2 separate regions of the Homo sapiens genome follow, and region 2 is linked to region 1. Evidence: chromatin loops called from intact Hi-C (ENCODE). Cell type or tissue: heart right ventricle. All regions are shown on one strand. Links, peaks and the distances in the headings refer to the core of each region. The heading gives the core; the rest is flanking DNA. Region 1 overlaps DYRK1A (dual specificity tyrosine phosphorylation regulated kinase 1A). Region 2 overlaps DYRK1A (dual specificity tyrosine phosphorylation regulated kinase 1A).

The links. Peaks named below come from ENCODE experiments on the same cell type or tissue, not always from the same donor. Only the 100,000 strongest peaks of a DNase experiment are listed, where the experiment ranks them.
Region 2: a loop joins it to region 1, with 3 times the contacts of the local background. A loop is called at or near these places in 23 of 110 quality-filtered maps.

The regions. Positions count from the first base shown.
Region 1 is chr21:37,453,388-37,469,337 of GRCh38, forward strand. All of the region lies in intron 2 of DYRK1A (dual specificity tyrosine phosphorylation regulated kinase 1A), which reads left to right. Among named protein-coding and RNA genes, the nearest start is that of KCNJ6-AS1, 57 kb to the right of the region's middle. RefSeq lists enhancers at 3,452-3,965, 3,966-4,477 and a silencer at 9,872-9,921. In heart right ventricle, for the core only: a CTCF peak has its summit at 9,907 (motif pointing right); no DNase peak of the experiment used is centred there; H3K4me3 peaks cover 537 bases; H3K27ac peaks cover 3,810 bases.
Region 2 is chr21:37,374,231-37,390,180 of GRCh38, forward strand. All of the region lies in intron 1 of DYRK1A (dual specificity tyrosine phosphorylation regulated kinase 1A), which reads left to right. Among named protein-coding and RNA genes, the nearest start is that of DYRK1A, 15 kb to the left of the region's middle. In heart right ventricle, for the core only: no CTCF peak of the experiment used is centred there; no DNase peak of the experiment used is centred there; H3K27ac peaks cover 2,579 bases.

The DNA.
Region 1 (15,950 bases), core at 5,300-13,299:
TTGAATGAATGAAGGAGAGGAAGATGAGTTGGTTGTTAAAGGTTGATTGTAGAATCGAGGAAGGGTTTTGTTCTCACAGTGAGGCAGGAGCATATTTTTATGTTTAAGACAGAGCTGGGAGAGAGAGAGGCGGAGATAACAGAAGTCAGCACGTGACTGATGGAGGAAAGCCCGAGCAGGTGTTTGGTCCAGGGGTCTGCAGCCAGGTAGATGGGAGGAGAGATGCCTTGCTAGTTACTTCCCTGAAGGATAATCTTCAGTTACATTTTAAGAGACTTAACTCCAGTTTGTTTGGCATAAACTTCTCATTGAAATGTATTATAACTCTTCCTTCCCCACATTTTAGGTGCTGGTTAGTTGAGGGTCATTTTTAAAGTCTTAAGGTGTTTCCCTAGTGACTTAACAAAAGAAAGGAAAATAAAAGCCTCTTTTTTTACGTACAAAATAGGAAAAGTCTTATTGGTGTATCTCAACATCTTTACTTTGGTATCACTCAGCTAGAAAAATAAGTACTTTCTATACTAAAAATTGATTTACTGAATCTGATTTTTAGCATTATTATATTTGGAGTTGTATAAATTATATATTTTGCAGTCAATATAAAATAAGGTTATTTTCCCCACTGTTGTCCCTCAGTCTTTACATACTTGAGTCCTCAATCTCCTACATTGTCTTTCATATTATGAGATGTAGTCTCCTTTTTTTTTTTTTTTTTTTTTTTTTGAGACAAGGTCTCACTGTGTTGCCCAGGCTGTAGTGCAGTAGTGTGATCACAGCTCACTGCAGCCTCGACCTCCTGGGCTCAAACGATTCTCCTACCTCAGCCTGCCAAATAGCTGGGACTATAGGCGTGCGCTACCATGCCTGGCTGATTTTTAACGTTTTTGTAGAGATGGGATCTCTCTGTGTTGCTCAGGTTGGTCTTTTAACTCCTGGGCTCAAACCATCCTTCTGCCTCGGCCTCCCAAAGTGCCGGATTGTAAGTGTAAGCCACCGTACCTGATCTCCATTACTTTGAGTAACAAAGTCTTATTTGAGGTTGACACATAGACATGGAGCAACCTCTGTCAATAGTAGTTTTGGATGCTTATGGAGGTCACTTGATGGAATGAGTCTAAAAAGTGAAGCAATGAAATGTAACAGATTTTTTAGGTTATGACCTCACATTTTCAGGTAATGATATTCTAAATCTTTCAAAAAATCATTTTAAAAAGTATTGTTGTAAGTGAAAATAATTAATGTACCTATTGGGTTAATGGAAAACACCACCTTTCTGATGTTAAAAAATTTTATCTCATTGTTACTTGAGATAAAATATCCAGTTATAGTATTTTACAGGGATTCAGTAAGTGTTGTATCTAAAACAACTTAGAAGTTAAGATTATGTGCTGCGGAAAACCAGATGACTTAAAGAGGATTTAATGACGACAAAGATGCTGATGTTAAAGATGGAGTAGGCTTTCCACTATATTGAGAAGGGCACCTTATCCAGACAGATTTTAATAAGTGAGATTGGTCTTATCTCTTTGCTTTTGGGACAGCTTTATATTCCTGAGTGTGCTGTGCTCAGCCAGATGTGATAATGTCAAAGCCGGTAGTGATTGTAGAGATGGTTATTCAGGGGTGGTCACCTTTTTTTTTTTTTTTTTTTCGTGCCCCAGCATACTTGAGCAGGTTAGGTTACATTCTGGCAAAAAACAGGCTCCCAGGACAATTCTTGGGAGATGGGGGAGGGAGAGAGTGGTGTATATATTTTGAAGAGGTCTTAACTACACAGTGATTCTACCCCTGTGTGTGAGGGCCTGGGCTCTTTGGACAGATGACATGTTTTTTCCAGTGTTATGGAGTTAACCTTAGAGCTGGGACCAGAACCCTGGACTTGCTCCTTGTGCCAGTTTTAATTTTCTCAGCCACACCCTTTTCTTTCCTTTTATTTTGTACCCTTTTTTCTTACTATTTTCAATAGAATTTTAAATGTCATATGTTTAATAAGATGGAAACTGCTGATATAAATCAAGAAGCAGTCTTTAAATTTTAAATAATGGTACATTTATGGAGACATTATCAACTAATTTAATTTCTTTTTCTGACTTTTTAAGTCACCTCTTTTTTCCAAGTCACCATGGCTTGGAACCGCTGAGTCATTCTTGAATCCAGCTGTCTCTTATCTGTCGTCCGTATTGAAACAGGTTTTGAAGTCCTGTCAGTCTGCTCTCAGAGTGTCTCTTCATGCATCTCCTTCCTTTCTTTTGCTGACAATTCCCTCCTTAAGGGCTCTCACCGTCCCGTGCTTGGGCTGGTGCAGTAAGCAACTGATAGATCTCTATTTGTGGTTCCTCCTGGTTCCAGTCCACCTTACACATTCGTTCTATCATTTAGCATTTGCCATTTGCCAGGTACCATTTTAAACATTAACTCTTTACTGTTCTTAGTACCTTGAGGTTTAAGTACTGTTATAAACCCATTCTGCAGATGGAAAGGGAGGTATGGATTTAATTGATTTGCCCAAAGCGACACAGAAGTTGGTAGCTAGCTAGTAAATGGCAAAATTGAATCCAGACTCCTTATGGTGTTAATTGCTATAGCTAAAGATGAAACTGGAGTTGTGCCACTCCTTGCACACTTTTATCTGTCACCCTCTTAGGCTGTTTTAGAAAATCCCATGTTTTAGCTTGCCATTCTGTTGACCCAGCCTGCCTTTCTAGCCTTAACTTACCCCTCTGTCTATATTCTATTTTCCAGCCAAATATGAGGTGACGTTTAAGCTGCTACTTGAAAGAGAAGTGGGAGTTAGGCAGAGCAGTAGGGGAATCATGTTTGGGGAAGAGTGAAGAGTGTACTTGAGAGAGTGTGGAGGTGCCTTGGAGGAGCTGGAGCCCAGAGGTGCCCCATGAGAACAACACAGGAGGCTGCAGGTGGAGGTGGGTGCCTGATTGTAGAATGCTTTCTAGTTGTCTTCCACAGGACATTTTTGGGAGCTATTCACAAGATTCATGGCTACCGTGCTCTAAAATTTGATGTGAAGTTCATTTTTCCTGGACTTCTTACTTAATTCCTCTGTCTTTTGGCCCAGCCACCCCTTTGCCAGTTTACACGGGTGATGAGCAGGCTGTTTGGAAAGAACGTCCTCGAGCAGGGTGCTGTTTCCTAACCCTGCGTCTTTTTCCCCTCTGAGATCAGTTTATCTTTATTCACTTGCAGGTGTTCAACAATCTTGTCTTTTATGGGGAATTTCTAATGTGTCTTGAGCACTTTCCCACCCTCCTATCTTGGAGGCATGGTTCAGAGTGGAAAAGGGCGCGGGCCCACCTACCTCTGGCCTTCCCACCTCAGCCACCATGCTTAGGGCCGTGGTGGAGTGCTTGACCTCTTTGTGTGTACAATGCAATACATGCTGGAATAATGCCACCTTATGCATAGGGCTTTTGTGGGTGTAAGGGCATACCGGAACAAGTTGGCATAGAATAAGAGTTCAGTGAATGTTGTCACTACTTTTTATTACTTTTTAATTGTGAAAAACTCACAGATTCTGTAATAAAGGGTCATAGAAACCTGCTTTATCCATACTATCATTACTGAGAATACTTTCTGGTTTGGAAAATTTGCTTGAGAGGTAAAAAGAAAATTTACTTACTTACTTACTTACTTACTTATTTATTTATTTATTTATTTATTTATTTATTTATTTATTTATTTAGTAGAGACAGAATCTCGCTCTGTTGCTCAGGCTGGAGTGCAGTAGCACGATCCTGGCTCACTGCAAACTGACTCCTGGGTTCAGGTGACTCTTGTCTCAGACTCCGGAGTAGCTGGGACTACAAATGCATGCCACCACACCTGGCTAATTTTTGTATCCCCCCCGCAAGACAGAGTCTCACTCTGTTGCCCAGACTGGAGTGCAGGGGCACGGACTCGGCTCACTGCAACCTCCACCTCCCGGGTTCAAGCTATTCTCCTGCCTCAGCCTCCCTAGCTGAGACCACAGGCGTGTACCACCATGATCGCCTAATTGTGTGTGTGTGTGTGTTTAGTAGAGGTGGGGTTTCGCCATGTTGACCAGTCTGGTCTCGAACTCCTCGCCTCAAGTGATCCGCCTGCCTCAGCCTCCCAAAGTGCTGGGATTACAGGCATGTGCCACCGCGGCTGGCCTTTTGTGTTTAACTTTTAAAGCGTCTCTGGTCAGATGAATATTTTGCCTTTTGGGTATTTTTAAATGGAAAATTTATGTAAATAATCAGTGTTTTAATTAGAATCACAAAGCCAAATGATTGCCTCATTGGATAATTTTAAGTATTATGCTGCAATTCAATATAGGTACCAAGTACTTAACTAGACTTAAAAATATCTTGTATGTTTAACAGCTGTTTAGCTAGAACTAAAAAAGAGCAAGTCCTCTATGTGTATGCTTCTCCCCTTTTCTCCCTGGGATGGGAGAAGGAAAAAGTTAATTTTTTTCCCCCTTGACTGCTGTTGCTGTGCCTGCTTTAGAAGAAGACAGAGGTAAAGATCAGGGAAGGCAACTTTGTTTCCAAAGAAACATTATGTGCCTGAAACTTAGTAACACCTTCAGACACTTCTTAAAATGGCTTGGTTATGGCATAGCTGAAGGTCTGAGGCTGTGGTAGGTAACCTTCTGCCTGTGTTGTATTCCTGGCCGCCTCTGTGTGTTCTGACCCTGCTCCTCTAGAGAGGAAAGCAGCTAAGCAGGCACCTTTCAACTTTTGAATGGCTTCATAGTATTACAGCATTTAGATGTGTTGTGCCATTCCCCCTCTTTTTGTACTTACGGGTTTCTTGGAAGACAGCTGTAATATGCCTGTAGGCACGCTAGACAAAGTTATGGTCAAGGGGGCGGTAGGGGAGGGCATCTGGGTAATTTACTGTGTGTGTGTGTGTGTGTGTGTGTGTGTGTGTGTGTGTACATATACATATGTATTATATTTTAAAAATTTTACATAACTAGTATTTCACTATCTTTTTGATTTTGAAAAAAATGAACTAAGTTGAACTTTAACCACCATTTATTAAAACATTTCTTTTAAGCTCTAAACAGAGGCTCCAGATCGTCTTTGAGGCACATTTCCTGTCCCCTGGCAACTCTGTGTGTAACGTTTCAAACCCAAGGCATTGTACAAGGGAGAGGAGTACTTTGGGTTTACATGGTTGAGGGTGATGATGAATCCTCTTATTTCATGTGTAAGAAGACCGGGTTATTTGTTGCCATGCCCCACACTGATGCTGGGGCCAAGGCAAGCAAAAGGGGACGCCTAAGTCCTAGCCTAATGTCTGTCTTCTGTAGAGCAAGCTGAACTTTCAAAGGTATTTCTCGTTTTACCTGTTTTGTAAATGAATATGCTAACTTTGCACGCCGCAGAGGAATGTGAGATATAGAGAGCAGGCCGAGGTCCATGGGGCTTCATAAAGGGCATTTTGAGCAGCTGGAGGCTTGTGGTTACCATGTCCAGGCTCTTCCCCTGCTCTCCTTAACTATCCTACAGATGCCTCTGACCTGGGAGGAAGGAAGAGAAGCCCTCATCTCCTGACTGAGAGTGGGAAGTGGCAGTCACTGAATGTGCTTGCCGTGTGACATTACTGCATGTCAGGCTGGCAGTTCACTGTTTTGTGTGTGGAGGACTGTTTCTGATGCTCTCTGCTATTTGCTAAGCCATAAATAAGGATATACCGTCTGACAACTACTATAATAGTATGAAGGACAGCTTTGAAATCAAGACGTCTGATAACCTTAAGCTGTGGTCACTGTCATTTTTCTCTTGAAAGATCCTGGACTCTCAGGATCTGGCTTACCATCTTTGATGGACAATCATTTTATTAGCTTGCTTGAAAGAATTAGTTCCTCTGTTATAATCACTGTAGTGTCAGTTGGAATGACTTGAGCCATTTTTGTAAAACTTGTGAAATCTTTATGTATTTATGAAAGTTAAACTTACTGAAGGCTGAATGACTGCAGTGAAAGTATGAATCCTTTAATTAAATAAGTGGTTAGCATTTATATAAGCAGTCTAATTAGGACCCCAAATATTTGTTCATTTTCTTTAGGGCTACTAACCTGGATGCCCGATGGAGTAATCATCACTGTCCTGTGTAGATCTTGTAGATTTTTGAAAGTACTTTCTGTCTCACAGTGGTGGTAGATTTTGTTTATTTAATTATTTAGGGGGCATGTTTTCAGTTTAGCCTGATTAGTTACCTGCTGAATAAATAATGTTATTCTAATACCCTGCTAGGAAGAAATTTATGTAATTGAAATTCTGATTTCTATGTAACGTTCTGTTTTCGTATTGAGACATGATACTGCCTGACAGGGCTGCTTCAGCAGCTGTCATCTGGTTTGTTGTTTCTTGTGTTGTTATATGGATTCTGCTAGCCTAAAAGGCATTCTTCTCTGTGTCTCTGCAGGGCTGTCCAGTGAGTCATCTAAAATTAAACTTTGATCAGAAATAAGTTTCGTTTTTTTCCCGCAAAGGACTGGAGTGAGTGGGCTTGAGAATACTTGTATGCAAATTAAAAATATATATATTCATAAATATTTGGGAGCATTAGGTCAAGTGCCAATTAAGTCAGGAAGGATCCTGCAGCCATAGTCATGAAGATAAACTTTTTAAATTGCATTTGCTCAAACTTAAACATGTTTGTGAGTATTTTGTATAAGCGACCATTATTTCAGTTGCTATGTTAGATTTGTTGCTTTCTTTAGCATGGATTTTTTTTTTTTGGTAAAGTGTTAGTTTTTAATGTTTCAAAAGATTTTTTTTGCAGTCATTTAAAATCAATTGTCAGTTAATACCTAAAATTCGGCAGATTGTATGTTTTATTTATTGCAACATGTTGAGAATCTTTTGTTTCCTGTTGACATTTTAAAAATCTCCTAATGGCAGATTGATTTGTCTGTGCTCTTTTTGTATTATTAAGTCAGGCAGCAGATACTTAGAGAGCTTCTGCTGTTTTAAGCCATGGGGAGGCAGTAGCGAACAAAAGGGGTGGGGGAGTCTTGCGGCGTTCACATCTCAGAAATGTTACTGCGCTATGAGGGAGACTTTGGCCTCTAATCCACTGTTAGCCACTAGCCTCCAGTCAAAGTTAGAGAACCACCGGTCTTCATTCTTTTCATTAAGTGGTTGGACTTGTCTAAAAAGGTTTAATTTCACCTCCAGACTTTGTCTTGAGACATTGCGTGTCTTTGTTTACCTGTCTTTTGTTTCCAAACGTCCCTACGCTCATTCCTAGATTTAATTAAGGGCTCAAAGACTGCTCAATACCTTGTTTTGTACTAAGTAGGGAAGAATTTTAATTTAAATAGGTTTCATTACTGATTATTAATTTAAAATTTATGGGCACTACAAGAAAAACTATTTCTCTACCTGGAATTTTCATGACTGCCAATAACTTAGTACTAGGTGGTATTATCTGCTTTATTCATTCTTATTATTTAAAATATTTTATAACTTTAGGATATTAAAGAAAATATAAATTTACCCATATTATATGTTATCCTCTGTACAATATGATAATTTATGGAATCCAGCAGCTATATGTTGGATTACTATTTTAATCTTTTCTGTCTTCCAGATGGTATTACCAAAAATAAATCCTTGGCCTCCTATTTCAGCTGTAAGAATTTGGCTTACCTTTTGTAATCAAGAGTGGTAAGGGCCCTTTTACTGTAGGGTTAAGTAAGATTTTCTGTTATTTAGTTGTTGAGGATAGTACAGTTCCTAAAAAATGATACGTGCTTGTTAAATACAGAATGAATGAAAAGCACACATCTGCATATTAGTCTTAAAGTTTTAAGATGATTATTTTTGATTTTCAAATATAGGTAGTATTTCATTTTATTTAAGTTATACATTTATTTAAATTATCTAAGTTATAATAAAATGGCAAAACCACAACTACTTTTACACCAACCGAATACTTACATTTATTTCTCCTGTCCTTTGTGCTGTGATTGTTTTATTTATATGTAATAAACTCCACAATGTTATTTTTGCTTTGAACAGTCAGTTGGCTTTCAAAAATATTAAGAAAAAATGTCTTTTATATTTATCTACATACATATTTACATTTCTGGTGCTCTTTATTCCTTTGTGTGAATCTCAGTTTCTGTCTGGAATCATTTTCCTTCTGTGAACTTGTGTGAACATTTTTTGAGGGCGGATCTACTGTTGACAAATTCTTTCACTTTCATGGGTCTGAAAAAGTATTTTGCCTTCGTTTTTGAAGGGTGTTCTCACCGGATATAGATTTGTAGGTTAAAGGTCTTTTTTATTTTCATCATTTAAAGATGTTTTATTTTCTTCTGGCGGTGCACATGGTTTCTGGTGAGAAAGTGGTGACTCCCCTATATGGAAACAGGTGTTTTTGTCTCTGGCTGCTTTTACAATTTTTTTCTTCATCATTGGTTTTCAGCAGTTTGGTTGAGTTGCCTCAGTGTGATTTTTGTGTGACTTTTTCCTTTTTTTTTTTTTTTTAAACTTGTTTTCAGTTTGGTTAATTTATATTGCTTTGTTTTTCCATTCACTTATCTTTTCTTCTGCGGTGTCTGAACTGCTATTAGGTCCGTTCAGTGAATTTTTCATTTGAGTTATTTTGTTTCTCATTTTTAGAATTTCCATTTAGTTCCTTTTCGTAGATTCTATTTCTCTATTAAGATTCACTATTCCCTTATTTTGTCCATGTTTTCCTTTATATTTTAAAACATTCATAATAGTGGTTTTGGTCTGCTAACTTCACTCTTTCTGTCATTTCTGAGTCTTAAATGGATTTTTTCCTCCCGAATACAGACCACATTTTCTTGCTTCTTGCTGTGCCTAGTGAATTGGGCTGGCTATGGGGATGAGGAATGCTGGCCCGTGAGTGTTTGGATTTTGTTGTTCTCTTTAAAGAGTGTTGAATGTCGTCCTGGCAGGCTGTTAATTCACTTGCAGACCATCTTGATCCTTTGAGGTTTGTTTCAGTCTCTGTTAGAACAGGGGCCAGCCTTTACTGTAGGGCTGGATTAGCCCTAGCCCTAAATGTGGATTTTCTGGGGTCTCTGTTGAATGTCTGTGGGTTTCTCCACTGTAGCCTGTTTGAACACTCAATGTCTTACAGTCTTGTGTGAATTTTAGTAGTTATTCAGTTCACAGTTCCCTGGTAGTTGTTCTGTGCCTGGCTTCATGGTCCTTCTCCCAGTGCTTGTGCAGCTTAGCATTTGGCCAAAGAGTCAAGGAGAACCCTATGTACGGATTGATGGAGCTCCTTCTCTTTTTGTTACCTGCTGCACAAATTCCAGCCAATTCAGTGGCCTTGAACTCTTCCTTCTGTCTCTGCAGCACAGTGAGATTGCTGTGTTCTGTTTGGGCTCCCCCTTCCTATATTGTACCCTGGAAAGTGCCTCTAGATAGGAAACCAGGGGGATTGTAGGGCTCACCAAGAGTGATTTCTTTTTTCAGTCATCACGATTCTGCACTGCCTGTTGTCCAGTGTTTGAAAACGGTTATTTCGTATGTTTTGACTAGTTCTTTAGTTGTTTATGATGAATGAGGGAGTCTGGTACCAGGTACTCTACAAAGGTCATAAGTGGAAATCTGATAATACAAATTCCTAAGGGTAACATGTTTTTATCCATAACCCATTGTTACTAACAATTTTAATATATAGATTCAGTTAATCTTTCATGCTGAAAAACCTGAGATTTTATTTACGTCTTATATGAGCAATTTCATTGTGTTTCTAGATAATTGAGTATGCTCTTTTGGCTAGTGGGTTGACAAGCTTGTGTGTGCATGTGTGTGTGTGTGTGTTTAATGTTGGCACGTGTGTGTGTGTGTGTGTGTGTGTGTGTGTATCCTGTAGTAACACATATTGGCCACTAGAGGGTAATAAGAAAGCAGTTCATTTGTTCTTATTGGCTCACTGTTACTAAATAGTCCTTATCATTAGACTTTTTGCATAGTCACAGTCATTGCTTACTTTCACTTTAATATATATTTATTTAACACCTTCTGTGGAGCCAGGCACTGCACTGTGTGCTTGGGATATAAAAATGAGTAAGAGCAGTTGACTGAGCAATAGCTGTAGCCTGTGCTATAAGACTTTTCTCTGCTTTTGATTCAAGAACCCCTCATTTAAAAAATACTACATTCATCCTTACCTCCCGTGCAGTCCCCTCCCTCCCTCTCTCAATGATTTCTTCACAGTCTAAATATTCCTGATGGATTCAGTTCATTCCTTTATTGCACAGATATTTATTGAATGCAGGCCATGTGCCAGGCACTGTTCTTGGTGCTGATGATAAAATCGTGAACAAAGCTTACTCATGGACTTTCGTTCACTTACCCTCTTAATCATGTGCCTTTATTTCCGGCCATCATTAGAGGTGCAATTCATTTTGGATGTGCCTTGTTGCTAGGGACCTCGTGGGTTTTTGCCCACATAAGCTTGGTTGCCCTCCTCATTTCTTAGTGGATTCTGTCTTAGAACCTCAGCCTCATAAGTTTCCACATTTAGATGCTATAGTTTTAATTAAATTATTTTCATTTACTTTTTGTTCTTTAATATTGTTCTTTGATTTAACTGTTTCTCTTTAAAATCTACTATCAATTAATACTGTCACAGGAATGGTCCCCTGTTAACACATTACTAACAAAGAAATTCAGGTTAGGTAAGAATAACATTCAGATCTACAAGTAGAGCTACGTGTGGGTTATGTATCAGAGATGATGGCTTCTGATACTTGTTATTTTTACTTTTTTGTTTTTAAACTTAGGGTCTTTTCTCATGCTTTTTGTATTTGCTGTTTCCTCTGTGTTTACCACTATCTTTTTGAATCTTATGTCCCAGTCTTTGAGATGTGTTGTTTATGAAATATTTCTCTGTAGAATCAGTGCTGATCCATACTGGTAATATGGTCTCTAGTTATTATAGTTCCTTGCTAGAACATAGTAACGTGGCTGAAGTAAGAAAGCTGCTTCATTTTTCTTTTAGTAAAATATTGAATTTTTCCCAAGTTTAGCAAAGTTACAGAAACATGCTCATGGTAAAAATGATCCATACAGTTCAGAAGCACGTAAAGACAGAACTCCACATGCATGATTTTCTCCAACATGCTTTCCATACTGTTTGACAGCAGTTGAAAATACTTTGGAACTGCACTCCAAATGATGATTTTAGATAGCTTTGAATTATTTGTTAAGTTCATCATTAAATTATAACATTATCTGATGTTAAAACATGTATTGTGATACATTCTTAAGCTAAGATATTATTATACTGAGTTGAATAAAGATTATATAATACGGTAGATAGTAGGTTGAACCATATGAAATTACTGTTTTTGTAAGCCAAGGGTAGTCAGAAATCTATCAGCAGTTTCATATGGTTCCGCATAATACTTTATATGATCATCCCTGTTACAGGATGAACTGAGTCATTTTTTCCATTAACATTTGCATTAAAATTTTAGGAAGATAGAAACTTAAGAGTAAAAACATGGGTAATTTGCTTAATTATGAAATCAGGTTAACTAGAAATACGCATATTAGTTTTGTCCCCTTGGAATCTTATCATAGGAAAGGAATGAATGAATGGATAACTTAAATACTTTTTGGTGTTGCAGGAGGAAATTAAACTTAGGTTTATTCTGAATTTCATACACAGCAGTCGAGTTAAGAAAGGAGACAATGAGCATGTGGCAAGCACACCTCGTTTATATACCATGTTTACCAGCAGTCCTCCTGTACTGGTGGCTTAATCTTTCTTCACTTTCACTAAATAACTGATAATGTCACTAACTAGTTATGATAGGTGTTATAATACATAGCTAAAAAGGTACCAGAAGTGAAAAAGTTTTTTCTTGCCAATTCACATTCAGATCATCCACAGCAAATTCCAAAAAGAACATCAGATTCTTTGTCACCTAGCATATCACCGTTATGCATGGGAATGTGTATTATTCTCCCTAAAAAAAGTTTCAACTTTATAACTAGAAAAGTAAATCTATTGGGGAAAAAAAACCCTCTAGTGTATTGTTTAGATAGACTATAACTTATTTTTGGATTATCCACTACTTGAATTAGTTGGAGAACAGCTTTCTTTTATTAAGGTGACCAATGCTTTTCAAAATAGTATTGGCATCATCTGATGACTTGTTAGAAATGTTGACCCTTGGCCAGGCATGGTGGCTCATGCCTGTAATCCTAGCACTTTGGGAGGCCAAAGTGAGTGGATCACCTGAGGTCAGGAGTTCAAGACCAGCCTGGCCAACATGGTGAAACTCTGTCTCTACTAAAAATACAAAAATTAGCTATGGGTGGTGGCGGGTGCCTGTAATCCCAGCTAGTTGGGAGGCTGAGGCAGGAGAATTGCTTGACCCTAGGAGACAAAGGTGGCAGTGAGCCAAGAGTGCACCACTGCCCTCCAGCCTGGGTAACAGCGCAAGACTCTGTCTCAGAAAAAAAAAAGGAAATGTTGACTTTCAAGCTCTACTGAATCAGAACCGTCATTTTTAAAAAGATTGAAAAACAATTTGCAGGCACATTAAAGTCCAAGAAGTGCTGTTACAGATTATGAATGGCATTGTCACCTCCGCAAGACAGTGCTGATGCAGCCCCTCAGTAAGTGCTTGTTGAATTTAATGCATATAATTCACTCAATCTAGATTCAAAAAATGAAACAAGTATTTCAGGAGGGTAGTGATAACAGCAGTAATCAAGGGAACTACCTGTTTCTTTGTAATTCTTTCATAGCTATCTGGATGTCACAGAATTACCCATCTTTCCTTCCAGATGCATCTTTCAGTCTGATTCTATCCATGCTGGATGGTCATTTGGATGTCTTGTGAATACAGTAGATATACACACATATGTGTATGGATGAGAGAGCAACAGAATTAAAACAGAAATCAACATAGTGGATGAGTTTAGGGAGTAATTAGATTTTGATTAGTCAAGGATGCATAATCTTTTGTAATATTGTAATATATAAGGTAACTAAAAAATAAAAATATGGGGAGATGATATAAAAAATTCCAGCAAAAGATAAGAAAGGAAAAGGAACATAAAACAGTTGGAACAAATAGATTGTTAGTGTTCATTTATAGATACAGCTCAACCACATACTCTTTACAAGAGATAAACCTAAAATACAAGGAAACAGAAGAAGGTAAAGGTAAAAAGATGGACAAAAGACATACCATACAAAAATTGATGCAGAGAAGGCTTGGTGTAGTCAGACTGATAACAGATAAAGCAAAAAGCTTTACTAGAAATAAAGAGGGCAGTTTATGATGATAAAAGGTATTATTCATCAGGAAGGCATAACAACCCTGAATTTGTATTATCCAGTATAACACTTTAAGTAGGAGATTTTTAATACATTGTTGTTGGTAACTGATAGAACAAGATGAGACCAAAATTTAAAAAAAAATACCTATATAAGACAGCATACTTAATAAAATTAAACCTTTGATGAGGCGGACCATGAAGAAAGAGAAGACCTCATTAACCAATGTTGAGGTGAAGAGGATATCACAAAAGCTTATGAGAAGATATTATAAAAACTTGATGTCAGTCCATTTGAAATTTAGATGAAGTTATACTATTAGAAAACTACAACTTAACAGACACAGCAGAAAATAGAAAATCTGAATAGTCCTATTAAACATGATCCTTAGTGGAAAGAGCTACCCACTAGTTTTGAAGTCTTTGGGATTTACAAAAGAAAAAAAAAAAAAAACAAAACAAAAAAACGGAAACTATCCACAAGCAAAACTCCTGGTCCAGAAGGTTTCACCAGTGAATCTACCACACACGCATAAAATCATGACCAAATCGCATTCCAGAAATGGAAAATCTTTTTTTGTTTGTTTTCACAGGATCTTGCCCTGGGCTAGAGTGCAAGTGGTGCAATCATGGCTCACTGCACCCTCCTCCTCCTGGGCCCAGGTGATCCTCTAACCTCAGCCTCCTGAGTAACTGGGACCATAGGCATGTGCCACCACACCCTACTAATGTTTTAATTTTTTTGTAGAGATGGGGTCTCACTATGTTGTCTAGGCTGGTCTCAAACTCCTGGGCTCAAGTGATTTTCCCACCTTGGCCTCCAGATTGCTGGGATTACTGGTGGGAACCACCATGCTTGGCTCAAGGAAAGTCGTTTATCATTTCAAAAATCAATCAGCGTCATTCACCACATCAACAGAGTAAATCAGAAAGGTCATCTCATTTCAGTAGATACAGAAAGAGCATTTAATAAAAGTCAGCATCTATTCATGAGGAAAAGGTCTTAGAAAACTAGCAGTAGAAGGAAACTTTGTTAATCTGGGAATAGTATCTGTTAAAAACCTGCAGCAACCATAATACTGGAGAAATGTTGAAAGCTTTCTTTCTAAGAAAGCTGTATTTCCAAGATTGAGAATATGTGAGAGTAGTGTCTGTTACCTCCTTTTTAAATCATCACTGTACTAAAGGTCCCAGCAAGTAGAATAAGGCAAGGGAAAGAATAAGGATTGGAAAAGAAAAATAAAATTGTTCAGATGCTCACTAGCCACATGTGGCTATTTGCTACATTACTGATACAGGTAAATCCATCATTGCGGAAAATTCTGTTGGGCACCACCATTCTATAGAGATCAATGCAATTTCAATTTCAACATCCCAACATGGATTTGTTTTGGTGGATTTGATGAGGTGAATCAGGAACTTACATGGAATAGCCAAACTTACTTACTTTTTTTTTCTTTTAGAGGTAAGGTCTCTGTTACCCAGGCTGGAGCACATACAGTGGCACAATCATAACTCACTGCAGCCTTGAAATCTTGGGCTCAGGCAGTCCTCCCACCCGAGCCTCCTGAGTAATTGGAACTACAGGTGTGCGTCACCATGCCTGGCTTTTTTTTTTTCTTACAGAGATGAGGTGGTGGTGTGTTTCCCAGGCTGGTCTCAGACTCTCGGGCTCAAGTGATTCCCGCCTTGGCCTCCCAAAGCCCTGCAATTACAGGCATGAGCCCCTGCGCCTGGCCTGCCAAAACATTCTTGAAGAAGAACAGAATTTCCTGTTGGATCTTAAAATTTTTAAAGCTATTGTAATTTAGGTAGTGTCCAGTTCTTGAACAGAGACCTAGGTAGGTAAGTCTGTATCCAGTAGAACAGAATAGGCAGTCCAAAACTAGATCCAAGCATAAAGGGAAATGTGATTTATGATAAGGATGGGGTTACAGAGCAGTGGAGAATGTTTGTCTTTTAAATAATTGGTTAAGGATCAATTGGATGTTAATTTGGAGGGGGAAATGAAACTTGATTCCTATTTTACACAGAAGTCAAATGCAAATGGATTTTGCATTTAGATGTGAGAGAGAAAGCCCAGTGTTTAGAAGGTAATAGATTTTTTTCATGACTTTGATATAAGGAAAAATTTCTTAGATTCCAAAAGTATAGTACTAATTGTAAAGCAAAAGTTGATAAAATTAAGAACTTTTATTCATCAAAGTATACCATTAAGAGGGTGACAAGGCAAGCTGCCTGTAACCAATAGGGGCTCGATCATATTCAGAATATGGATTTTTAAAAATCCTAGAAATTTGTAAGAAATGGGCTTACAATTCAGTAGAAAAAATAGAAAAGCAACCTGAATGTACATTTCACGATGTGATGTATAAGTGGCCAATAGACATGCAAAAATGCTCAGAGTAACTAGGAAAATGCAAATTAAAAACCACATTGGAGTACCACAGCACAAATACACTTAGCATAATGGCTGAAATTAGACTGATGATTGCATGCCATAGTGAAGGAGTGGAGCGTGAGAATTTTTCATAAACTGCTAGTGGATAAATTGATTGGAACAAAAAAAGACCAGAAAAACAACAGGACAGCATCTCTGTGTATACCAAACGATGCATAACAAGAAGCTTACAAGTGGCAGTGTTCATAGTAGCCCCAAACTGGAAATAA
Region 2 (15,950 bases), core at 4,303-12,302, 80 kb before region 1:
CAGCAAACAATGCTACAATAACACTCGCATGTTGTCAGGATGTCATAAAGATTTGAGTCACCGAACACTGCAAGAAGGATGATAGCAGAGATATTTAAACGTACATTTACTATCTAGTATGTTCCTCTTGAATTCCTGTGGATTTGAAAAAAGAGAAATATAAATATCTAAGATTCCCTTAAACTATGAAATATTATTAGCTCTAGTACAGACTTGGGAAAACTAATGGTTCCCAAACAGTCTTCTGGAGAACTTGTCAAAGTTAAGAGATTTCCAAGCTCAGATGCCTCTCTTTCTGTAGGTTTAGAGTGATGCTCTGGAATCTGCTTTCTTTTTTTTTGAGACAGAGTCTCGCTCTGTCGCCCAGGCTGGAGTACAGTGGTGCGATCTCGGTTTACTGCAAGCTCCGCCTCCTGGGTTCACGCCATTCTTGTGCCTCAGCCTCCCAAGTAGCTGGGACCACAGGCGCCTGTCACCACGCCTGGCTAATTTTTTTGTATTTTTAGTAGAGACGGGGTTTCACTGTGTTAGCCAGGATGGTCTCAATCTCCTGACCTCGTGATCCGCCTGCCTTGGCCTCCCAAAGTGCTGGGATTACAGGCTTGAGCCACTGGGCCTAGCTGGAATCTGTTTTCTTAAGGACTCCAGGTAATCCTGATGCAGTAGGAACATTTTGAGAAACACCAATAAAGTTCATTTCTCACATATTAGAGAAGGAAGTGGGTGCAGAGAAGCTGAGTGACTAATCAGTGCCTCAGAATAAGCAGGCCTGGGACTAGCATTGTTTTTCCTGACTCTTCGTTCTTTGTTCTTTCTACAGAAGAGGGAATAAAGGACAAGGTGTACAGAGTGCAGTGGGATTTTATAGGAATAGTTATCATCTTAAAGTAAGTATGTGGCTTTTAATGTGGGAGCTTATGTCTAGTGAATGGTTGGCCCAGTTGTCCTTTTTGCCCTATAGAAAAATAATGTGAATATTTAAATACTCAAGTGAATGTTTAAAGGTTAAGTGAATATTTAAAGGTGAAAAGCTGAAGGTTTTAAGTAAGGTTTTGTTAGTATCAGCACTATTGTGGGCAATGTATATACAGCATTAGAATAGATGTATAGGCAGCTACTTACTTGACATGATTAGAAGGAACAAAGGTAGTTCTTGTCCTCAAATTACTACTTTCCTTTTAGGTTGCTTGTAATTTTCACTGTTGGAATTCATTTCATTAGATTAAGATAAAATCTGGAATTCTCTAGTTTAAAATTTTAAAATTAGAATATTCCTAGAGGAATATTACTTTTTTTTTTTTTTTTTTTTTTTGAGATGGAGTTTCACTTTTGTCACCCAGGCTGGAGTGCAGTGGCACAATTTCGGCTCACTGCAACCTCCGCCTTCCGGGTTCCAGCAATTCTCCTGCCTCAGCCTCCCGAGTAGCTGGAATTACAGGTGCCTGTCACATACCCGACTAATTTTTTGTTATTTTTAGTAGAGACGGGATTTCACTATGTTGGTCAGACTGGTCTCCAACTCCTGACCTTGGCCTCCCGAAGTGTTGAGATTATAGGTGTGAGCCACCACACCCAGCCCTGGAGGAATATTCTTTACCTGTTATGAGGTTAACACTTTATTTGTATCAGTTATTATTATTAGATCTAGCCTGAAAACCCATAGCCCTAAATTGGAACAGGCATGCCTGTTTTTGCACCCAAAAGTTGCCTTTTGGCCCGCCAAGCCCCCCTCTTCCTATACCAATATAAACCTGAAACCGCAGGCCCCACAAGCAGACGAGGAGATGAAGAACAGAATGACAGAATGGCTTGGCAGAGAGAAGAGAGAGTCTGAGTGCTGGGAGGAGTTCCACTGGGAGTGGTCAAAGGGGAGAACAGCTGCTTAGTGCAGGTGTCAGTCCAGAAATCAGAATGATGCCTGCACTAAGAATGTTTTGGAAAGGAGGGAAGAACACAGTCCATGTGCCCTTTACTGAGAAAAATGAAGGGTATGTTTAGGCCAGGCGCAGTGGCTCATGCCTGTAATCGCAGCACTTTGGGAGGCCAAGGCGAGTGGATCACGAGGTCAGGAGTTCGAGACCAGCCTGGCTAAAATGGTGAAACCCCCATCTCTACTACAGATACAGAAATTAGCCAGGTGCAGTAGTGAGTGTCTGTAGTCCCAGGTACTTGGGAGGCAGAGGCAGGATAATTGTTGGAACCCTGGAAGCGGACGTTGCAGTGGGCTGAGATCGTGCCACTGCGACAGAGTGAGACTTCGTCTCAATTTTTTTTTTAAGGGTATGTTTAAGAAATATCACCTTGTGGTATGGTCATGGGAAGGTTCATGTGAGTATTCTCTGGTGGCCAGAGGTTGGTAGTGTTAGCTTGCTTCGATGGCTTCCTATCACTGAGAGTGTTGGTAATGGCACTGTGGGTAATTCTGCCTAGGACCCTGCGCTTGATTAACTACTGGACTAGAGGGAGTGTCCCTGTTTTCTTACTGTCTTATTTGTTAGGGCCCGTATTTGAGCAGTGTTATCAAACATATAAGGTACGGTTCTGATCATCTAGGATATTCTAGTTTTTAAAGAGATCCACAAGTAGTATATAGTTTAAAAAAACAAGCTCTGTGGAATGATAGCAGATCATTTCCCCCTTCTCATGTTCCATAATAATAACTGTTCAGTTTTTCCTACCAGAAATGTATGCATGTGTATATATACACACACAATTATATATATTATACTTTTAGTATGTATTGTGTTAGAAAACTATGTATGATTCCATTATTTTTAAGTGCATAGACAGGTGTGTGTGTGTGTATGTACACAGTGTCTGTGTATTTAAAATCCAAACCAAATGGGATCAGACATACTAAACACACAGTTTTGCAACTTAAGCTTTTTATTTATTTAGTTAGTTTTTGAGACGGAGTCTCGCTCTTTCCCCAAGGCTGGAGTGCAGTGGCGCAATCTCGGCTCACTGCAAGCTCCGCCTCCTGGGTTTACGCCATTCTCCTATCTCAGCCTCCCGAGTAGCTGGGACTACAGGCCCCTGCCACCACGCCCGGCTAATTTTTCGTATTTTTAGTAGAGATGGGGTTTCACCATGTTAGTCAGGGTGGTCTCCATCTCCTGACCTCGTGATCCGCTTACCTCGGCCTCCCAAAGTGCTGGGATTACAGGCTTGAGCCACCGTGCCCCGCATTTTTTTTTACTTGACCTATGTTAGAAATATTTCCATGTCAGCTCACAGAGCTCCCATTTTTTAAAATTTGGGACAGAGTCTCGCTGTCACTGAGGCTGAAGTGCAGTGGCATGATCATAGTTCACTGCAGCCTTGACCTCCTGGGTTCAAGCGATCCTCTCACCTTAGCCTCCTGAGTAGCTGAGATTATAGGTGTACACCACCACACCCAGCTAATTTTTAAATTTTTTGTTGAGACATAGTCTTGCTATGTTGCCTAGGCTGGTCTTGAACTCCTGGCCTCAGTGATCCTCCTGTCTTGTCCTCTCACAGTGCAGCTGTGAGACACTGCCCAGCCTCTATTGTTCTTAATGGTCGGAAAGTATTCTGTTCTATGGTTGTACCTCTGTTTAGTCAGACTGCATTAAAGGACATTTAAGTTCATATTTTTGCTCTTTTAAACAATGCTGGTGCGTACTTCCTTGCATGTATAGTTGTGTTCTGTGAGTATTGGCCATAGGATGTCTATTTATAAGGAAAGTGGCTGGTTCACCAGGTATATGGATATTTGAATATATGTTGCCATATTGTCTTCCAGAAAAGTAGCAGTAGTTTATGCTTTCACCAGCAGTGTCTGAGAGTGTATAGTTTCTCAAATCTCACCAACACTGTTGTTACCTTAGATTTTTGTGAATGTAATAGGTGAATAATGATGTCTAGTTGTTTGGATTTGCATTTCTTTAATTATGACTGAGTTTGAACACCTTAAGTTGTACTATAAGATTTTTATTTTAAATAACAAAATAATTCATTCTTCATCAGATGTATGTTATAGTTAAAGTATTTCCTGGGGGCCAGGCATGGTTTCTCACACCTGTAATCCCAGCAATTTGGGAGGCCGAGGTGGGCTGATCACCTGAGGTTGGGAGTTTGAGACGACCCTGACCGACATGGAGAAACCCTGTCTCTACTAAAAATACAAAATCAGCCGGGTGTGGTGGTACATGCCTGTAATCCCAGCTACTGGGGAGGCTGAGGCAGGAGAATTGCTTGAACCTGGGAGGCGGACGTGGTGGTGAGCCGGAGATCACGCCATTGCACTCCAGCCTGGGCAACAAGAGCGAAACTCCATCTCGAAAAACAAAACAAAAGTATTTTTTGGGTTCCCTTTATTTCGTTACTCTGTTGATTGAATAACTGATGTTTTGATAAATTGTAAATGCCTACAGAAAAGGGGGCTCTTGTTCTTCTTCAATTGAGTGAACATTTGCATGTCCTCTGTATGAGATATGAGTCGTGGTAGAAGCTTTTGATTATAAAAGTGAATAAGGTTTGGTTACATCTGCTTTTAATGTTGAGATAGGTGTGTCAATACAGGAAAACTTGAACACAGATAAGACCATGGCCGTTAACAGTTAGAGGGGTTGACATGTGGAGAGCTAGAAGAGCACAGGAAGTAAGACAATTATGGGGATTCGAGTGTGCATTGTGGAGATGGGACTGGGTCTCGATCTTGAAGAGTGGATGGATGGGCTTTTTATGGTGGAACCTGAGGACTTGACAGTCTATTGGAGGAAGTCATGTGGGCAATGGGTGGTGGTGGGAAATGAAGGTGACTTTGAAGAATGACAGAGTCATATCCCTGGAGCATCAGATGAGGGAGAGAGGGAGGGAGAGTGAGTTTGGTATGCTCAGGGAGTGAAGGGGACACTTGTGGACATGAGAGTGGGGTTGAGTCTTAATATTATAAAGATATGAATTTGGGGCGATTGAGGGTTTTTCAGCAGGGATTAGGACAGATCTGTGGGTTGGAGGGAGGTGACACTGTAAGAAGGAGGGTTTGGAAGGCAGGACCATTCTAGATGTAATGTATAGGCATGAGGGAATACGAAGAGGTGAAAAGTGGAAGACAGATGGGAAAACCTTAAAAATATTCTTAATTATACTTTAATTTCCAACAGACCAAAGTGAGTATTTCTGGATTCAAACAGCAACATGGCCAAGTTTTTGGAGATAGGAAAAAGAGTATTAAGCTTTGTTGGCAGTATACTAAAAGGTTCTAGGAATGCAGTGATTAGGTTTTAGTGGGACATGGAGAATATGTCCTACTGAGGACCTGAAGGAACTGTTGAGGAACTGAAGATAGAATTATTATTGTAGTTCAGACCTTACATTAGGGACAGGTGGAAATAATTTGCAGCACCATTAAATATGAGCTAAAAAATAGGGCAGTGGGAGAGGGCAATGTTTGAAGCTGTGAATCTGTAAAGGAAAAGGTTGTATCATAATTCATGGTTTGGAAAATGGAGAGTAGCTGAGCATGTGAGCAGTTTCATTTTTTCTGAGCATCTTAGTATTTGCCTGAAAAAAATCTCATATTCTCTTTATTTTTTCATGTATCCTAATTGGAAGACTGGTTATTTAAAAAGCATTTATCTTGTGGAGTGATAGAACTATTTATTGAGCACCTGCTGGTGCCAAATATAGAAAAACCTGGGGCCTGGGAATCAGTGCTGAAACAAAGGCCACTCCTGTCCCTGCTATCACGGATGTTACGTTCTGGCTGGGGGAATCTTTAATAGTTCTTGAGTAGGCCTAAGGACTTAGTCTAGAATAGATACAAATTAAATTTTCCTTAAAGCGAACATAGAGTCTATAAAATGGAATAATTTTTGATGTTGCTTTTTGAAGGTCAAAAAATTTTTGTTTCATTTTAGAGTCCTTTTAACAGTTAATTTTGACTTAAAAGTTTGTTTGGATAAAAATAGGACTCTAGCCCTTAAGACAAATACTGTCTGTTGAAAAATTTATTCTGATTTGGTTATTTTCCCTCGAAAAAAACAACTGTTACCACAGTGGTGTTTTTTACTTTATCTTTACATCAAATGTTCGTTATTGAGAGACATTGCTTCTGTGATATAAAAGATTGTTTTGTAAAAGTTTGTTGAAACAACAATGGTAAGATCCTATAGGATCTCATTGAGTATTTTACAGTTTAATTTTTTTTTTTTGTATTTCGTTGTTGTGGTTCTGTAGTACAATTTAAAACATCAGTAAAGCTAGGTAAATTTACCTAGGAATTGGCCTGAAGGCCCACAGTTACTCAGCAATATTAGAGACAGCTATGCAAAGGGAGAAGCCAGGCGTTTTAAGATTCACGGGAGACAGTTTGTAGGAAGGCTGTTTGCTGAATAAGACAAAGATACAGACATGCAAAGTAAAGGATGTGGGCCTATAGGGAAGGTCAAAGAATAAGGAAAGTTCACTTGAGTGAGCAGAAATGGAAGAGGGATTTAAGCAAATAGATGAACAAGAATTGTCTCTCCTAAAAAAAAAAAACCTACACAATTATTTGATGATTTATTATGACTTTTGGGGTAGAGACCACGCTAGTCACAGGATCTGCAAGCCCTGCCACCTGGATGATCTGGCTCCAGCTGGCTCACTGCCTCTTCTCACCAGTCTCTGGATCATGTGACTGTACCGGCTCCTAGTCTTTGCATATGCTGCTTCCTTGGCTTGGGATCATCACTTCTATCAGCTCTTCTATCCCTTCTATGCGCTCTTCGTTTTAAAAATCTCATGTGTCCTTGTACTCTTCCTTCATAACGCTTATTACAGTTGATAATTTTTTAGTGCTTATTTGATTAATGCCCTCCAGAGATGAGGACCAGTAGTGTTTTGCTCTCTCTTGCAATCTCAGTGGTTGGCAGGGTGCTTGGCACATAGTAAACACTAAATAAACATTTGTTGAATGAATCAGTGAACTACATGCTTTGGTCTTTACTAGTTGGTCTCAAGGACCAAAAACCTACAGTAGGAAGATGTTTGTTGGACTAAGAGATTAGCAGGAAATATGAGAGCTTTGAGGAAAAAGGAAAAGATGAAGTTTTTTAAAGATAGGATTAGAAAGTTCTATGTAGTCAGGAGAAAGAAAATTATTCGTGGAATAATTCAACAAATGCACATGAAATGCCTACTATGTATTGAGAATTAGATACTGGAAATGTGGAGTGGAAAGATTCTGTCTTCTGTATTAAAGGAGTGTATAATTGTAGTAGTTTACTGAAATGGGGACAGTCCTTAGTGGTTGTTTGGAGCAGGTGTAAGTTGTGGAGAGGGATCAGCCTGGATCAGGATATTCTTCACTCTTCTAGCCGACACAGTGAAGTTCATTCAGCAGTTATATCTGGAATGTAGCTCTGGCATTTGTAGTAGCTTTCAGGTGCATATCGAATATAAGTGCTATAGCCAGGTGTGGTGGTCCGCAGTCCAGCTACTCGGGAGCCTGAGGCAGGAGGATCGCTTGATTCTGGGAGGTTGAGGGTGCAGTGAGCTGTGTTTGTGCCAGTGTACTCCAGCCTGAGTGAGTACACTTTGAGTGATACCCTGACTCAAAAACAAAAACAACAACAAAAATCCCTGTAGCTTTGATTATTTGTTTAAAGACTGACAGAATAGTTCATTTGGATTCTTTTTGGCTTTAACTTCAAGTTTGGACAACAGAACAAGAATGAGGAAAAGTTTGTAGTATGGACAAGTTTTCAAAAGAATGAGTCGTGTAGTTAGAAAATTGAAGCTGTTGATCTTGTCAGCTGAATGAGCTTTCTTAAAGCTTATAAAGGGATATGTTTGAATATAGTTTTATAACCTTTTTCAGTGACTAATTTCTGTAGTAAATATTTGGAAAAGCAAATCATCACATAATTCCTGCAGGTCTCTTTGTGCCTGGCTCCATGCTAAGCTCTTGGGACATAATAGTGAATCAGATGGATATTCATGGTTCCTGCCCTCATGAAGCTTGCTTTCTTTTTTTTTTTAAAAAAAAAAATTAAATTTTTTTTTATAGTGATCTCACTTTTACGGGGATCTCACTTTGTTGCCCAGGCTGGTCCAAACTCCTGGGCTCAAGTGATCCTCCTGCCTCAGCCTCATGAAGCGTAAGCCACTGTGCCTAGCAGTTGAAGCTTTCAGTTAGTCAGAACTCCCTGGAGTGAGTGTAAAGGAAAACCTGGCTTGTGGATTGGGTGAGCAGTTGTATTGATTTACTTATTTATTTATAATTTCTTGAACTTAGTTTTGGTAGCACCGTTTTAAACTACTTTAAACTACTTGTTGCTTTATTTCTGGTAACATAGGGAGTGTGGGATCACACTTACTTTACCAAGGTAAAATAAAAACTTGGATCTTCAACCTTTTGGCAGATTATTTTCTAAAAAAGGTATTCTTGTAAATCTGAGTTTCTCCTCTTAAAAAGCAAGCTACTATTTAGTAACAGTAACAATAGCTACTATTAATCAGTTACCTGCAGCAGACCAGCCACTGGCCTACTGAATGAATAACTATTTATTATTAGTTATTTTAATATACCTAGAAAGTGATTGGTATTATCCGTGTTTACCTCCAGATAATAAAAAGCCTAAACAGTTAAGTGCCGTAAAGTTGAACATTTAGAGAAAAAGAAGAGTTTCTGTAACCCATTAACTGAAGAAATAGATAAAAGTTCTGGCATGCTGGGATTGATACCTTGTGTTATTGGTTCATTAGTTTTTTTGGATTATAAACAAGATAATCTAACACCTTTCTGTGTTTGGGGAAGTCTTTATCTTAGGAGTCTTTGTGAGAGGGAGAGCGATCTCCACCATTAAGAAAGCTAATTGTTCACTTTCCCCACCGCTTTTGCAGTTAGGATGCAATCCTGTGGCCTCCATGACTGGCAGTGCTTGCCTACCTCAGAGGCCAGTGATCTGCAGAGGCAGGCGGTATGTAGAATCTGTATTCTCTAGTCAAGGAGGGATGGGGATGGGATAGCAGCTTATCTTTTCCATAGGCAGCAGTGACTGAGATTCCAGTTGCAACACTTAGTGCCTGGTGTTGGTATCAGTATAAGTTGCAGTGACTGAGTCTCATTTGGTCTTCACTGGACCATATCTGTGGTTTGAATTTTGGATGTTCTTAACTATGTAGCTTTCCAGCCTGGTCCCCATGGGGTTTTCTGTGAGTTGCCTAATACACTTTAATAACTTCCTTTCAGCTTAAACAAAGCCAGAGCCAGTTTCTTTGTTTGCAACTAAGAACCTTTACTTGGAAGATGCTAATTAAGACAATAGATAATTCCAAGGAACTCTCCTGGGTCAGGTTTACCTGCATGTAGATTAGAATTTACTGAGAAGAGTTCACAGCATATATTAAGTGAAATACTTAGAAACCTGTTTATTGATTTAATTAGTTTGCTGAATTTGAGTGCCTCTTCTTGGCTGCGATATGTTTTAGGTGTTAAGGATACAGGAGTGACAAGATTGACAAGGTCCCTGCACTCACAGAGCTTATGTTCCATTGTAAGATGTAGAGTAAACAAGAAAGCAAATAACATAATTACAAAAAGTGATAAATGCCATGAAAAAAATAAAGATGGGGTGATGTGATAGGTAATGGTGTATGTGTGTGTGTGTGTGTGTGTGTAGTTGTATCTTAGTGTAAAACATTTAAACTTCAGTGTCAGGAATCATGGCTTCTGCTTTTGACTATTCTGAATTTGCCTTCCTACTGTAAACATCTAGAAAACTGGACAAAACACAGGGAAGAACTGTTTTCAGATATCAGATAATAGGTAGCACAGAACTGTGATCCCTGACAGATGGGAACCAAGTGAGATGAGCCCTGTGATGGCCAGTTTTCTGCTTGAAGGCACTTTTCACACCTCAGTGCAGGAAGGGGATCCCAGATAAAGCCACGTGGCCCCACTAAGTTGAGAAAACAAAGATTGGAGTTAGGGGTAACCAAGGGTGGTTGTCATTTGAGGAGCAGAGTTCCAGAGAGGAGGGAGCTATACTGAGAAAGAGTTCTTATACATCTACTTAGTGGTCCCCTTAAATGTTTGATTGTACATGTATAAGGTGAAGTTTCACAAAAGAACAGTTTCTGGGGGAGCTGTAAGCAGAAAAAATCTCAGAGTTTACAGAGGGCTGAGAATTATTTGAGTACCTTGTAACCAGAGTGGAAATGCAGGATTCATTGAGACCCCAGAAGAGTTATGTCTTGGTAGTGGGGCTAAACTAGTCCTGAAGTAAAGACTCCTAGCTTTGCCTGAAAAAAGCTTAAAAGCAAGCCTTCAAAGAAGCAAACTAATCTGAAACTAATGTAATTGCCTGTTACTACAGTGCCCAACATTCTTTAAAGGAATATAACAGATCCCAATATTAATCATGTAAAATGTCCAGCATGCAATCAAAGATTACTAAATGTGTAAAGAAGCAGGTTAACATGACTCATAATTAGGAGATCAAGCAGTTGAAACCTAGAACTCACACAGATGTTAGGGTTGACAGACAAGGATATTAAAACAGTTATTGTATTTCATATGTTCTGAAAGTTTGGCAGAAACGTGGAAGGTATACAAAAGACCCAGATCAAACTTTTAGCAGCAAAAATTATAATATGTGATATGAAAAATATACTGGGTTGCATTAATGGTATTTTAGACATTTAGAAGGAAAGATTAGTGAACTTGAAGACACAGAAGAGAAAACTCAGTCAATAGAAATAGTAATGACAGGTAATAGAATTAGCAGACAAGGTTGTTAAAGTGGCTGTCATAAAATGCAGGATCAGATTGTGGTTAATGTTGACATCTTGGACGTGAGGTTTGCTTAAGAACAATTGTGACAAGCAGAAGTTGGCTTCATATATACATCTACATGAAGTTAGAGTAGTTGAAAATCAGTATTTGAGCAGAGCAGGGACTATGGTAGAAGAACTTTATTATGTAGCAGTATGTTTATCTCTTGCTAAATGACAATATCACCACAGAGTTAGTAGCTTAAAATATACACTTCCATTTATTATCTCAGTTTCTGTGGGTCAGATGTCTGAGCACAGTTTAGCTGAGTCCACTGCTTTAGGGTCTTAGAAGGCTGTAAAGATGTTGGCTGAGGCTGTGGTCTCATTTGAGACTTAACCACAGAAAGATCTCTTCTAAGCTCATATGGTTGTTGGCAGGATTCTGTTCTTTGTACGCTGTCAATCAGCAAACATTTGCCATCAGTTTCTTGCCATGTGGTCCTTTCTGACACACCCACTTACTTTTGCAAAGCCAGTAAAAGAGTCACCTTGCAAGAGGTGTACATCTTAACGTGTCATAACCATGGACATGCCATGCCATTACCTTTGTTGTATTCTCTTGCTTAAAAACAAGTCACAGGTACTGCCCACACTCGGGGAATGGTGTGCACAGGATGTGAACACTAGGAGGTGGGTCATGGGAGCCTCCATCAAAGTTCTCTGAGCTTTTCTTTCTTATCGCTTCATGACTTGTTTCACCGGAATTTTAGAGCTATTAGGCTTTATTGCTTTAAGAAAGCACTTTTAGTATTACCATACCATGTTCTTCTAGTTAATGGAGAAATTAGTCTGAAAGATTTTCCCTCTGTTTCTGCTCTTCTTCCCTAAAATTTGCTCTGCAAACCATTCCTCCTTCAGATGGTATGAAGGAAATAAGCCTGGGGAAAATTACCTTCTTGGAGATTGACAGCTCACATTAGCATATTGTAGGAAACCTTCTTTGCACCCGTTAACATAGTTAGGGCAATCTTTATTAAGCTTGCCCTGAGCACTTTATAAACGTACACATACCACTAGCCAGTAAGGTACTGTTTTCATTTAACCTATGATGAAACAAGCTTAGAGGTGAACTAATTTTCCCATTTTAAATGGGAAGTGGTTGATAGGGTAGGATTCAAACCAGGCCTTAGTTTCCACTCTTAGATTTTATTCTGTATTCCTTCTATATTATGGTGAGTTGTATAATTATTTCACTATATATTAATATTAAAAGGTAATACTAATAGAAATAAAGTGCACAATAAATGTAGTGCGCTTGAATCATCCCAAAACCATCTCTCCACCCCCAACCCCCACCCTGTCCTTTGAAAAATTGTCTTCCACGAAACTGGTCCCCGGTGCCAAAAAGGTCAGAGACCGCTGCTGTAGAGCAATACTTGTCAGACTTTCTCACGTCGGGGCCTTCATGGACGAAATTGAAGACACCGTTTTGGGTATTCTGAGGGTTTTAGGGGATCTTTGCACATCTAAAACATCTGTGGTGCTGTGTGCCACACACAACAGTTGGCAAGCTCTGCCCTATAGGTAATCACTTTTTCCTCAGTTCTTTTAGCTGCTTCTTCAATTTACCTGTCTATTCTAAACAATGTGCTTGTTTTATCAGGATGCTTTTGGATGCAGCTATTGAACCTGACCCATACTGGCTTAAAATAAGAGGACTTAACTCACAATTGGAATTCCAGGGACAGGCTCAGGGGCTAATTGATTTGGTAGCACAGTGATGTCTTCAGGGCCCCAGGTTTTCTCATTTCCCCCTTTAGTCACTGGCAGGCTCTATCCTCAGATTAATCAGATGGTTGCGGCAGTGTCAGGAGTTGGATTCAGATGCAACAGTGCCCATGGGAAGAAGGGAAGATTATTTTTCTTGTAGCTGGATAAGAATGTGGTACCTTGGCCTAGGAACACGCCCTGGATTCAGGAAAGACTCACTAGAAAGGGAAATGGGATTACACTTAGACCAGTTAGGCTCACTCCTGGCACTGGGCACGCTCTCCTTGAGCACATGTCTAAATGGACGTGGGTCCCTTGGCACTGGGCATGCTTTCCTTGAGCACATGCCTAAATGGAGGTGGGTGTGCAAGTGGGTTCTGAACAAAATTAGCTTCTGTTACAAAGAAAGAAAGGGAATTTGGAGGCCGGGTAGGCAACCCTGTCCCTATTTTTGTATTTGCCTTAAGATTTAATACATTATTTGTTGATTTTATTTAAGGTCGATGCCTATTTAACATTAAGCCACCTATCACACTTTTTTCTTCCAGCTCCTGATTATAGTTATATAATCTTTTTTGGTAAAATCAATATTCCATGCTTAATTATGACTAAGTTTTGTTCACCATAAACCAGATTGTGTACTATGATTACATTTTCCACCTTGTATAATCTTGTTTTTCTAAGAGTTAGTAATTGTATTTCCATTCGCTTTGTTTTCTAGTACTTGTAAGTTTTCTCATTCTTTTTAGTAGCCACTCAATGTAGTTTTTGGTATAATAAAAAATATCCGACAGTTGTTTTTGTTCCCTCTTAAGAACCATCTTATAGAGCCTCAATCAAACTGCTCCTCTATGAAATTCTTGCTCTCTGGACCTAATAGGATCCCTTTTGCATATTTTCCAGCATGGTTGGATCTCCTGTTTCCTGGCTTTCTGGCCATTATCGTTTCTGTTTTTATCCTTCGTTTTACTGGAGGACATCTTTCAATACTTCCTGAGAAAAGGGTACATGGGAGGCTAATTTTTTGAGATACGGTCAGAAAATACCTTTAATCTGCTTTCATTTTTAAAAGTTTTGACTGGGTATAGAAATGGAGTTGGAATGTAATTTTTACTGAGAATTCTGTATATGTGGCTTCATGGCCTTCTAGCTTCATACAGCAGATACAGTTTGAATTTTGGATTTCGTTAAAAAGAAAACACAACACTATGGAAAAGGTAGAAAATATAATGAGCTCCTTGTACTCATCATTCAAATTCAACATGTGTTAACTCATGACCTCTTTATAAATGTCTGTGTTTTTATCTCTCCCTCTTCCCTTCATGACCTCCTTATAAATTTCTGTGTTTTTATCTGTCCCTCTTCCCTTTGATTTTTTTTTTTTTTTTTTTTTTACTCTTGCCCAGGCTGGAGTGCAGTGGTCATGGCATACAGCAGTTTCGACCTCCCTGGGCTCAGGTGATGCCACCTCAGCCTCCCAAATAGCTGGGACTATAGGCACATACCACCTTGCCTGACTAATTTTTCTGTATTTTGTAGAGACGGGGGTCTTGCCATGTTGCCCAGGCTGGTCTCAAAACTCTGGGCTCAAGCAGTCCACCCACCTTGGCTTCTCAAAGTGTTGAGATTACAGGCATGAGCCACCAGCCTGACCCTGCCTCTTTTGCATTTGTAAAAGCAAACCTAGATGTATAATTTCACTTTTGAAAATTTTAATGTGTATCTGTAAAAGATAAGGATGCTGTAGCACCAATTCCTTTGTCATACCTTTAAAAGGTTAACAGTGAGTCTTCCAGTATCCAGTAAGAATTCACATTGCCTTGTTTGCCTCATCAATATTTTTTTTAACAGTTTATTTTAATCAGGATCTAAGCAAGGACCAGAAATTGCCTTGTTTGACAAATCTTTTGAGTTCTTTTTTCTCCATTTTTTTTTTTTCGGAGTCTCGCTCTGTCGCCCAGGCTGGAGTGTAGTGGGGTGATCTCGGCTCACTGCAAGCTCTGCCTCCTGGGTTTATGCCATTCTCCTGCCTCAGCCTCCCGAGTAGCTGAGACTACAGGTGCCCACCATCATGCCCGGCTAATTTTTTGTATTTTTAGTAGAGACGGGGTTTCACTGTGTTAGCCAGGTTGGTCTCCATCTCCTGACCTCGTGATCCACCAGCCTCGGCCTCCCAAAGTGCAGGGATTACAGGTGTGAGCCACTGCGCCCAGCCAAAAAAGTTTGTACTATATTATTTTTTTGAGGTGGAATCTCATTCACTCTGTTGCCCAGGCTGGAGTGCAGTGGCCAAAAAAAAGCTTTTAAATTAAAAAAAAAAATTTTTTTTTTAAGAGATGGAGTCTTATTGTGTTGTCCAGGCTGGTCTTGAACTCCTGGGCTCAAGTGATCCTTCTACCTTAGCCTCCCAAAGTGTTGAGATTACAGGCATGAGCCACCACTACTTGGCCTTACTTTTCTCTCTCTCTCTTTTTTTAAAAAAGTATATATATATATAAACAAATACATACTGCAGTCTTGACCTCCCTGGGCTCAGGTGATTTTCCCACCTCAGCCTCCTGAGTAGCTGGGAATATAGGCGTACACCACCATGCCCGACTAATTTTTTAGTATTTTTGGTAGAGGCGGGGTCTCATTGTGTTGCCCAGGCTGGTCTTGAACTTCTGGGCTCAAGCAGTCTGCCCGCCTTGGCCTCTCAAAGTGCTTGGAATACAGGTGTGAGCTACTGTGCTGCCTTAAAAGAATATTTCTGATTCGAGGTTGGTTGAACTTATGGATATATGGAGGACTGGTTTTTTTTGTTTGTTTTTTGTTTTCCATCATAGCGTTGTCTCAGTTTCCTCTGGATTCCTGTTTCTCTGCTTGTTTTGGTTTCTTTCCTTGATGTTGGCAGCTTTCCTCAAATATTTGGCCATCCTTGGGCATGTGGCTTGTATTTAGGAGTAAGGCATAAAGCTGATGAGAGCTCTTTGCGAGGGTGAGGCTTGTTCGCTGGAGGCTTAGTAGGCGGATTGGTGGACCCATGAATATGAGTATCCCTAAGGTTTTATGGCAGTGCTCTTGGGTCTCAGGTTGGGGTTGTGAATCCCATGCTGGTGTTCTGCAGGCAGAACTGTGGAAGAAGGGCTGGCATGCACAGTTCTGTCTAAACACTTTTGCTCACTTCTGTAGTATTTACTTATGTATTTTGTTTTTTGTTTTTTTTTTTTTTTAGAGACAGGGTGTTGCTCACTTGCCTGGGATGGAATGCAGTGGCACAATCACAACTCACTGCAGCCTGGAACTCCTGGGCTCAAGTGATCCTCCTGCCTCAGCCTCCCAAAGTTCTAGGCTTGCAGTTGTGAGCCACTGTGCTCAGCCTTCACTTTTGTTTTCAGTCCTGTGCCTCAAACCTATTTTCTGTTGTGCTTGATACCTGTCAGTACCAAGTCTCCATATTCACTGGTCCCCAG